2 separate regions of the Homo sapiens genome follow, and region 1 is linked to region 2. Evidence: read pairs that join two places in POLR2A ChIA-PET (ENCODE). Cell type or tissue: Panc1. All regions are shown on one strand. Links, peaks and the distances in the headings refer to the core of each region. The heading gives the core; the rest is flanking DNA. Region 1 overlaps SNX27 (sorting nexin 27). Region 2 overlaps CGN (cingulin).

The links. Peaks named below come from ENCODE experiments on the same cell type or tissue, not always from the same donor. Only the 100,000 strongest peaks of a DNase experiment are listed, where the experiment ranks them.
Region 1: POLR2A ChIA-PET joins it to region 2 with 10 read pairs; 7 of 35 experiments call an interaction of 5 or more read pairs at or near these places.

Annotation. Positions count from the first base shown.
Region 1 is chr1:151,680,023-151,682,522 of GRCh38, reverse strand. All of the region lies in intron 7 of SNX27 (sorting nexin 27), which reads right to left. Among named protein-coding and RNA genes, the nearest start is that of CELF3, 36 kb to the left of the region's middle. In Panc1, for the core only: no CTCF peak of the experiment used is centred there; a DNase peak (open chromatin) is centred at 1,522.
Region 2 is chr1:151,526,711-151,535,217 of GRCh38, reverse strand. CGN (cingulin) reads right to left here. Exons shown (of 21, transcript NM_020770.3): 10 at 8,111-8,243; 11 at 5,659-5,868; 12 at 5,103-5,309; 13 at 4,472-4,729; 14 at 2,646-2,816; 15 at 1,082-1,243; 16 at 87-176. LOC124900437 (small nucleolar RNA SNORA44) reads left to right here and starts at 7,280; the gene lies at 7,280-7,387. In Panc1, for the core only: no CTCF peak of the experiment used is centred there; no DNase peak of the experiment used is centred there.

The sequences.
Region 1 (2,500 bases), core at 1-2,500, 150 kb before region 2:
GATGAAACCCCGTCTCTACTAAAAATACAAAAAATTAGCTGGGCATGGTGGCAGGCAACTGTAATCCCAGCTACTCGGGAGGCTGAGGCAGGACAATCGCTTGAACCCAGGAGGCAGAGGTTGCAGTGAGCTGAGATCATGCCACTGCACTCCAGCCCAGGTGACAGTGCGAGACTCCATCTCAAAAAAGCACAAACAAACAAAAAAAAACCTTCCTTTCTTTATAAATTACCTAATCTCAGGTAGTGTCTTTATAGCAGTGTGAAAATGGACTAACACATCCAGTAACAGGTATACTTATTGGAATAACTAGCATTTAAAGAATATCTGGCAAGCGCTCAAGCATTCTTTTAGGTATATGTGAGAGATCTGGTTTCTCGTGTCAGAGGACTTAAATTCCAGTTATTTTATACATGTGTAAACAATTAGAGAGCACTGAAAGACAGTATATAATGCTGCATTACAATGAAATAGCAAACATGTATGGTACAGACAGTGATATAGGCAGTCAGAATGGAAGCACTTATTGATAATTACAGTTATCAGGGAAGCCTTAGGTGGATCCCCAAAGAACAGAATGAAGAAGAGAAACTATAAGCTAAAGATAGGAAACAGGAATGAGTCTGTGCTTAAATACTTTGAGAAAACAGATTTGCCTGATTTAAATAAGGGAACAGGAGACAATTAAAGATAATGCTGGATAGGCAGACTAACACTAGATTATGAAAAATCCTAAAAAGTAGGCACAGGAATTTAGACTTAAGGAAATAAACAACAGGGAGCTAAAATAAGCAATAAGAAATGGCTCCTTCTTTATTAAAGAAAGTTTGATTTGTGTTTGAAAGCCACATGAATTAACCTGAAGAGAGAATGAAATAAGGAAGATCAATGATGTTTGGTACTCAAGGTGGAAAGCATTTCCCAGAGTATTTTAAGGAAAGATAGTTGGATAGGCAAATGAGTTCAAGATTAAGTCAAGAGGGCCAGGCGCGGTGGCTCATGCCTGTAATCTCAGCACTTTGGGAGGCCAAGGCGGGTGGATCACGAGGTCAGGAGATCGAGACCATCCTGGCTAACATGGTGAAACCCTGTCTCTACTAAAAATACAAAAAATTAGCCGGGGAGAGGTGGCAGGCGCCTGTAGTCCCAGCTTCTCAGGAGGCTGAGGCAGGAGAATGGCGTGAACCCAGGAGGCGGAACTTGCAGTGAGCCGAGATAGCACCACTGCACTCCAGCCTGGGTGACAGAGCAAGACTCCATCGCAAAAAAAAAAAAAAAAAAAAAAAAGATTGAGAGACTAATTCAACTTCTAGTTCTGTCACCTACCAATGTGTACTTGCATAAGTCATGTAAACCCTTTCACTGTGTAAAACTGGAATATCTCATAGATGTACAAGAAAAAGATGACAGATGTTAAGAGTTTTGTAAAGTATATATCAGTAGCTATTATTAGTATCATTTAGCTATTAAGTTCTTCTAAGAACCGTACAAGGATATGAATGTCCTGCCAGGAAGTGACTAATAGAAAGATTATGCCAGTCTCTCCCCAACCTGGCCATACAAGTGAAGGCTCACTTAGGCACCGAGGATTATAGCCACAGAGGGGATGTTCAAGAAGAACCACGATGCAATGTCAATGTCCTGAAGATCCTGAACACTTTCCTCTTCATCACCAAAACACTGTACTGCTCCAGCCAAATTTAAACCAATTATTGAAAAGCCAGCAGAGAAGTAGAGGGGGGAAATAAATAAACAATACTGGTCTATCCAGTTTCCAAAGAAACTTACAGTGTTATTTAGCTCAGGGAAAAGGCTTTACAACTATTTTTCTTTATTTCTGTATTGTTTCGATGAGAATAAGAATATAAGAATACTGTCTTTCTGTTTTGTTTTTACCCCTAACGCCTAGAACTATGTCTGACTCACAACAGTACTAATATTTGATGAACACTTTCCCAAGGCAGAGGTGGGTCACAGTGATTATCTACTCCAGCAATTCCAAGTGAGCTCTTTTACACATGGGGCAGTAAAAATGGTCTTCTTTCATTTCTAATCAAGAAATTGCTTACCCAGGTGTGGTAGCTCACGCCTGCAATCCCATCATTTTGGGAGGTGGAGGCGGGAGGATCACTTGAGGTCAGGAGTTCAAGACCAGCCTGGCCAACATGTTGAAACCCCATTTCTACTAAAATACAAAAATTAGCCGGATGTGGAGGAGGGAGCAGGTAATCCCAGCAACTCGGGAGTCTGAGGTAAGAGAATCACTTGAACCCGGAAGACGGAGGTTACATCTCCGTGAGCCCAGATCATGCCACTGCACTCCAGCCTGGGAGACAGAGCAAGACTCTGTCTCAAAAAAAAAAAAAAAAAGATTACACTGCTTGACTGACTAAGTGGAAAACATAAATATCACCACCCTAGTTTCCTTTTCTTCTTAAATTTTTTTAATTAAAGTAAAAGATGTATATAATTTAAAAAAACAAAACATATAGTACTAAAA
Region 2 (8,507 bases), core at 3,178-5,677:
AAAGATGGGAGGGTAGAGTTGTTTTTGAGAGAACCAAGAGGTGATGCAGTCAGGGGTAAACAGAGATGAGGGGTGGGGGCGGTTACCTGGTCCCGGCCACGATTCACCCGATCTGTTAGCAGCTCCACGGTGTTCTTCTCCTCATCTAACTCTGTTTCCAGCCGTGAGACTTTTTCCTAGGACAGAAGAACAAGTAATTCTGTCCCAAATGCTGGACACCAGAATGCCAAACTCAGACCAGGAGCCTCTCAAACTCCAGCATTAACAGACTTTTCTCTCTTGCACATCCCAGTAACCTTTTGGTACTTGCCTGGACCCAGAGCCACTATGGAGCCAGCGCCCTCTACTGACCAGATGTGGCATCATGGGCAGGTCGGGGCCATGCTCTGGTGACGGCCCTTTGACAGAAAGGCAAACCCCAGAATCTACTCTTCATTGGAAAACCTTATTTCTCTAATGGGAAAAGAGAGAGAAACCCAAGTACCTGGGCCAAGGCTGAGGTGAAGAGACTCAGAAACTGAGGTACTGGAGGCAGTACCACGTAGAGGCTAAGAGTATGTACATGGGACCAGACTGTCCAGTCTGAAAATCAGATTTACCACTTCCTGGCAGTAGACCATGGACAAGTTCATCTCTCTGTGCCTCAGTTTCCTTCATCTGTAAAATGGAGAAAACAAGACTACCTACCCCACAGAGTTATTCTGAGGATTAAGTCTTAAGTGCCTATCACACAGCACAATATGTTTGCTGCTGCTATTATTATTATCAAATATAGCAAACTGAAGAATACTGTTCACTCTAAAGGGGAAACCCACTGCTCAGCTCCAGCCAACTGTTGCCATGCAGACTCAGGACAAGACACTCAGTATTACCATATCTGCCAAATACAAAAGAAACTAGAAATCCAAATTTTTAGGTGACCTCTATAAATTTCTAAACATTGGCAATTGATTCAAAGTTGTTGAAAATACTGCAGCCAAACAAAACTCATCAACTGTGGGCTGTCGGTTTTGACCGCTAGTACAGAAAGAGGCTTGGAAGTCCCACCCTTTTTCCACAGGTCACACCTCAGTGCCCTCACCTCGAGACCCTTCAGCTGCCGGGCCCTGTCGTCCTGGGAACGCTTCTTGTTCTCTGCCTCTTGCTCCAGCCCCTGCAGTCGCTGGGCCAGTAGCTCTTTGTCCAGCCGGGCTGTGTCCCGCTCAGCCTGGGATGCCTGCAGGGCCTGCCGCAGCCTCTGGATCTGGGCAGGGGGTAAAAATGCCACAGCTCAGTGTAGTGAGAAGGTGAGGGTTGAGGGGCAGGAGCAGTCCAGCCCAGTGGGCAGAAACATTTCATCACTGTCACTCTTTAGAATTACCAGTGGCATGATGACAATAAAAAGCAAACTGACTTTTCATCCATTTTCTTTTTTTTTCATTTTTTAGATGGAGTCTCGCTCTGTCGCCCAGGCTGGAGTACAGTGGTGCGATCTCAGCTTACAGCAATCTCCACCTCCCAGGTTCAAGTGATTCTCCTGCCTCGGCCTCCCGAGTAGCTGGGACTACAGGCATGTGCCACCACGCTTGGCTAATTTTTTGTATTTTTAGTAGAGACGGGGTTTCACCGTGTTAGCCAAGATGGTCTCAATCTCCTGACCTCGTGATCTGCCCGCCACAGCCTCCCAAAGTGCTGGGATTACAGGCAAGAGCCACTGCACCTGCCCTCATTAATTTCCTTTATTGTTTTTGTTTTTGTTTTTTGAGATGGAGTCTTGCTCTGTCGCCCAGGCTGGAATGCAGTGGCACAATCGCGGCTCACTGCAACCTCCACCTCCCAGGTTCAAGCAATTCTCCTGCCTCAGCCTCCTGAGTAGCTGGGACTACAGGCATGCACCACCACGCTCAGCTAATTTTTGTATTTTTAGTAAAGACAAGGTTTCACCATGTTGGCCAGGCTGGTCTTGAACACCTGACCTCATGATCTGCCCGCCTCAGCCTCCCAACGTGCTGGGATTACAGGCGTGAGCCACCGTCCTCAGCTTCTTTATTGTTTTTAAAGTCTCTACACAACTTGGAATCACCTGAGGAGTTTTTTTAAATTCTGATCCTGGATCCCATCCCCAGAGATGATGACTGAAGTGGTATGGGATACAGCCTGGGTGTGGGGATTTTTAAAAATCTCCTCAGGTGGCTCTAAGCTACAGAATTTGAAAATCACTGCTCTACAGACAATATATTCCTCCACCCTGCAAGTCATTAGACCTAAACCTGGGCCCCAGGGACCCTTGGCCACAGGTTCAGTTAAGAGGCAAGGACCGGGCTGGGCGCAGTGGCTCATGCCTGTTATCCTAGCATTTTGGGAGGCCGAGGAGGGCGGATCACGAGGTCAGGAGATTGAGACCATCCTGGCTAACACGGTGAAACCCCGTCTCTACTGAAAATATAAAAAATTAGCCAGGCGTGGTGGCAGGCACCTGTAGTCCCAGCTACTTGTGAGGCTGAGGCAGGAGAATGGTGTGAACCCCGGAGGCAGAGCTTGCAGTGAGCCAAGATCGCGCCACTGAACTCCAGCCTGGGCGACAGAGTGAGACTCTGTCTCGGACAAAAAAAAAAAAAAAAAAAAAGAGGCAAGGACCTTCAAACCCAAGGATATTAGACTTCTACCTCATCCTGAAGTCGGCTCAGTCCTCCAGAGGTCTTCTCAGCCTCACTGGCCCAATCCTTGGCCTGGCGCTGGGCATCTGCCACCTCCCGCCGGGCCTTTTCCTTATAATCCTCCAGCTGGGCCTGGAGCTGCTGCAGGGCTTGCTTAGAGTCCTCCCCGATCTTCTCCAACTGAAACACAGAGAAAAGGGTCTTCAGCACTGTACATAAATGACCCTCTCCAGGCCCAGACTCCCAAGACTCTCCCCTAAGGGTCTCCTTCCTGACAAGGCAGCCCTCTCTTGCTCTTTCCTGGGCCTAGGTTCCTAGTATAGCTAATAGTTATATACAGATGTCTGGGTTCAAATCCTGGCTCTACCACTTACTGGTGACCATGTGCAAGTTACTTATCTCTCTGGGTCTCAGTCCCCCATCTGTAAAATGGGATTAAAAATAGTAACTATATCACAAGGTGTTGTGAGAATTACATTAGTTAATTATGTGAAGTTCTGTACTTACAACAGTGCCTGATACAAAGTAAGCCTTAAATGACCATTTCAGCAAACCCAAGGTGCCAATGATTATACGGCGTACCACTAAGAAAAATATGCCAATTAAACTATAACATACCATAAGGTATAAGACACAACTCTATTTCAGAAATGATAAAATGTGCATTTTTCATTGACAAATGATAAGATGTGCATTTTTCATTGACAAATGATAAGATGTGCATTTTTCATTGACAAATGATAAGATGTGCATTTTTCATTGACAAATGATAAAATGTGCACTTTAGAATTGATGTAACATATTACGTGTTTGCTCTTGCTTTACAAAAAGATTGGGAGGAGAACCTTAGCAGCAAAAGCAATTTATTTCCTTTTCTTTTTTCTTTCTTTTCTCCTTCCCCTCACCCAAATTTAAAATTCTACCAATGAAGATTTTTTTTTTTGACAGGCTCTTGCTGTAGCGCAGTGGGGCAGTCACAGCTCACTGCAGCCTCAACCTCCTGGGCTCAAGCAATCCTACGTCAGCCTTCCGAGTAGCTGGGAATACAGATGTCTGGGTTCAAATCCTGGCTCTACCACTAATTAGCAACCATAGGCAAGTTACTTATCTTCTCTGGGTCTCAATTCCCCATCTATAAAGAGAAACTGAGGAACAAGCCACCACAGCAGGCTAATTTTATTTTTAAGTAGAGACAGAGTCTTATTATGTTGCCCAAGCTGGCCATTGAAGATTCTTGTATTTAGGTTTTGTAGACTCCCAAGGGAGAATCCCAGGAGATGTTCTCCAAGAATGAAGACCATAAAGGAATAGGATGTAAGGGAAAGAGCAAAAACATGGAGGGGAGGTAGGAAGGATGCCCCTTCCAGAAGATTTGGTCTTGGTCTTCCTAACAATGAACTTGAGGAAAGCAAACATCACACATTCTTTTTTTTTTTTTCTTAAGACAGAGTCTTGCTCTGTCACCCAGGCTGAAGTGCAGTGGCATGATCTCGCCTCACTGCAACCTCCACCTTCCGGGTGCAAGTGACTCTCCTGCATCACCCTCCTGAGTAGCTGGGACTACAGGCATGAGCCACCAAGCCCGGCTAATTTTTTGTATTTTTAGTAGAGACAGAGTTTTGCTATGTTGGCCAGGCTGGTCTCAAACTCCTGACCTCGGGTATCTGCCTACCTCAGCCTCTCAAAGTGCTGGAATTACAGGAGTGAGTCACCGCACCTGGCCATAATCATCACACATTCTGACTAACCCCTCTCCCCCAAGCCCCTGTCCTCTCAGGCCAGCTTCTGGATGAGCTGGGCCTCTTCCTAAAGGCCCAGAATACCCCATGCCCCACCTCCTTGTTCAGTCGGTCCACAGTCCTGTCCAGCAAACGCTTCTGCTCCTCCAGCTCAGCCTTGCCTCGCCGGAGCACCTCCCGCTGCTTCCCTTCCTCCTCCAGGGCCCGGTTCAGTGTCTGCTGCTCCTGCCCCAGGCGGGCCAGCCCCCGCTGAGCCTCCTCTAGGCGTGCCTCCAGTGCCCGCTTGGCTGCTGCCAGACTCCCCTCCTCTTCCTGGGACGCATTCAGGGCCTCCTCCAGCTGCTGTTTCTCTGCCTGGGAGGTAGGGAAGCAGGGTTGGACTGAGAAAAGGTAAAACTTGGGTTCAAGTCATTTGGAGGTGGGTAGCTGGGCAGGAGAAAGGAGGTATTTATGAAAATGATGTGCAATGAAAACAGGCTCCTAGCAAAGAAATCAGGACACATAGAGCAAGCAAAGGGTGAGAAATAAGAAACAAAACTACCAGTGCAAAGACTGAACATTGGCGCCAAAGTATACACCAGGAAATAAACCCAAGGTTAACAGAGCAGGTTTGGGGAGGCAAAACAGATGCACACTAAGGGCAAAGTGAAACTGATGGCTAACTACTTAGCATAGGAGTATTTCACCAGGGCTGAGCAGAGAGGGCTGGGAGGGCAGAACCACTGACCTCCAGCCGCTGCAGCTTGTCCCGTAGTCGTGCCTCCACCGCTTCCCCACCATCCACCAGACCTCGAGTCTCCTTCAGCTGCTGCTCCAAACCCAGGATGCGCCGGCGGAATTCGTCATTTTCCTCCTGGGTCTCCCGAAGCGTCGTCTCCACTGCGGCCCGCCGCTGCCCCAGCACTGTTGCCTCTGCCTCGGCCACCATCTTAGCCTAAGGACGGTTCAGGGGGTGGCAGCTCAGACCCCAGGGCGTGGCAGCTCAGACCCCAGGGCTTGGGGCCATTGACCACACCCAGGAAAGCCATCCCAAAGACAGCCCATAAGAATGAGGCTTAAAGAGAGCAGCTGCCACCAGCCAGACGCTTCTCTGAGAATCCCACCCCTACACAGATACAGGTATCCTCCCCCTGCCAAATCCTGGCTTCTTTGAACCACATGCCTAGGACCCAGGAGCTGGTCAGTACATACCCATGACAGGTAACTTTCCACACCCTCTGGCTCCTCAGCCCTCCAGACACCCTCAGCCTCCACCTCCTAAGCCCTGTGCCCACTCCCCTTGCCTTGGAAGCCTCTTCACAGTCCTGTCGCAGTTGCTGGAGGGTCTTTTGTAGCTGGAGGTTCTGTTCTTCCAGCTCCCGACCTCGATCAGCCTCGACCCTCAGGACCGCCAGCTGCTTCTCCAACTCCCGGTCCCGGTGTCGCCCAGCCACCTCCTGGCTCTGCCGTTCTGCCTGCAGTTCCTTAAGCTCCTCCTGTGTCCGGAGCAGCTCCTGGAAGGAAACGGGAATGGTGATGGGGCACCCAGAGCCAGACTAAGATACCTGAATGTGGAGAAGCTGAAACTCTCATACACTGCCAAGGGAATAAAAACTGATGTGGCCACTTTGGAAAGTAGTTTGGCAGTTTCTCAAAAAGTTAAACACAGATTTACCATTTATATCACCAGCAATTCCACTCTTAGGTAACCCAAGAGAACCGAAAATATGTGTTCACAAAAAAACTTATACGCGAATGTTCATAGTAGCATTATTCATTATAGCCCAGATGGATACACAACCCAGATGTCCACGAATTGATGACTGGACTAAACACGGTATACCCACAGAGTGGAATGTTATTCAGCCATAAAAAGGAATGAAGTACTCATACTTGCTACCACATGGACAAACCTTGAAAACACTATGCTAGGTGAAAGAAGCCAGACCCTTAAGGCCCATATATTATAGGATTCAATTATATTAAATATCCAGAATAGGTAAATCCAGAGACAAAAAGTAGATTAGTGGTTGCCATTGGGTGGGGGGAATTATTGCTAATGGGTTTGGCGCCTTTGAGGGGGTAATGAAAATGTTCTGTAATTAAATAGTGATGATGGTTGTACAACTTTGTTAATATAATAAAAACCACTGGGGGCCAGGCGCCAGTGGCTCATGCCTGCAGTTTGGGAGGCTGAGGCGGGTGGATCACCTGAGGTCAGGAGTTCAAAACCAGCCTGGACAACATGGTGAAACCCTGTCTCTACCAAAAATACAAAAATTAGCCGGGCGTGGTGGTGTGTGCCTGTAATCCCAGCTGCTTGGGAAGCTGAGGCAGGAGAATGGCTTGAACCAGAAGGCAGAGGTTGCAGTGAGCCGAGATTGTGCCACTGCACTCCAGCTTGGGTAGCAGAGTAAGACTCCATCTCAAAAAGAAAAAAAAAACCCATTGGATTGTACACAAAGATGACTTTTATAGCATGTAAAATATAACTCCATAAAAAAAAAAATACCATGAAGGGAGAGTACATGAAGGTATGGCTAGTAAGGCTGGTTGTTTAAAAAAAATACAGTGTGAGGCTGGGTGCGGTGGCTCACGCCTGTAATCCCGGCACTTTGGGAGGCCAAGGAGGGCGGATCACAAGGTCAGGAGATCAAGACCAACCTGGTTAACACGGTGAAACCATGTTTCACGGTGAAACACTGAGTACGTGTATTTTTTTTGTAAAAATACAAAAAAAATTAGCCGGGCGTGGTGGTGGGCGCCTGTAGTCCCAGCAACTCGGGAGGCTGAGGCAGGAGAACGGCGTGAACCCAGGAGGCGGAGCTTGCAGTGAGCCGAGATCACGCCACTGCATTCCACCCTGGGTGACAGAGTGAGACTCCGTCTCAAAAAAAAAAAAAAAAAAAAAAATATATATATATATATAGTGTGGCCATGGGATCTCCAACTGCATGCAAGAGCAACCTGGAGAGACTTTGACAGAACAGGTCAGCACAATCCCTGCAGCTGCCACTTGTCTTTCGTGTGTGTGTGTGTGTGTGTGTGTGTGTGTATAAAACCAAAATGTGTGACACAATAAATGCTGGCACAGCTCTGATTTCTTTTAAAAAGAAAATTAAAATAGGAGTTCTGGTTCTAATTATTAGCTATTAGCTACTTCTGAAATTCAGAAAGTACCATAATTAGGCTAAAGGGTTATATAATATGTAGTGAATCTTCAATGTAATACCATATACTCTGCTATTTTTCTTTTGCTAATTAGTTTTGTTACATTAGTAACCAGGCCATGCCAACACAAGTATTCCAGTCCATGTGATGATATTTCTCAATGTAAATTAATAAACTGAAATTCTAATGGTAAACATTTTTTCATAAATGTAGTTAGAGACCCCTCTGAAAGACAAAGCAGCTTTTGCCATGCTGACCAAATTAGATTTCTGAGCCTGCAAAAATCATCCTGGAGTTTCACAAATCCACCTAAATGCTGCTACCCATGACGTCTCTTGGGAGTCGGCCAGCAGCCTCTGGCTATACCCCAACCTGGGTTCTGAGAGCACTTTCCATTAGAAACCTCTATGCTCAATGAGGAGACTGGTGCTGCTGTGCTGGAAAGAGATCAAGCTGAGCAGGCAGGATGAGGCCTGGAAACCAAGCACACAGGAGATAGCCCCACTAGCAAGAAGGCCCTCATGGAGAGGTAAGGCAGGTGTTCATCACCCCTACCTACCATTCTGCCCCCCAATTCCCAAATACCTTCTTGAGCACCTCAACCTGGCGAGTATCTCCAGCACTAGCTCGGGCCTGCTCTAATTCCCTCTGCAAGACCTCTATCTTCTCTCCAAGCTCCTCTTCCATCTCCTCCTTCTCCATTCGCAGCTGCAGGAGTCTGAGCCAGGCAAGGTGAAATAAAGGGGAAAGGGAACAGAGTAAGGCCACATGCCTGGGGGAGGTTAGCATGACAATAAAAGCCACCTCTCTGGAGGCCAACACGCTGGGCACCAACTCTCAAGAGGAAGGAAGGTGAACGTGGAAAAGAGCAGTTTGAGAAATGGGAGAGTAAGAGCATACCATAGATAGAAAGGAAGTGGGCCAGGCATGGTGGCTCATGCCTGTAATCCCAGCAATTTGGGAGGCCAAGGCAGATGGATCA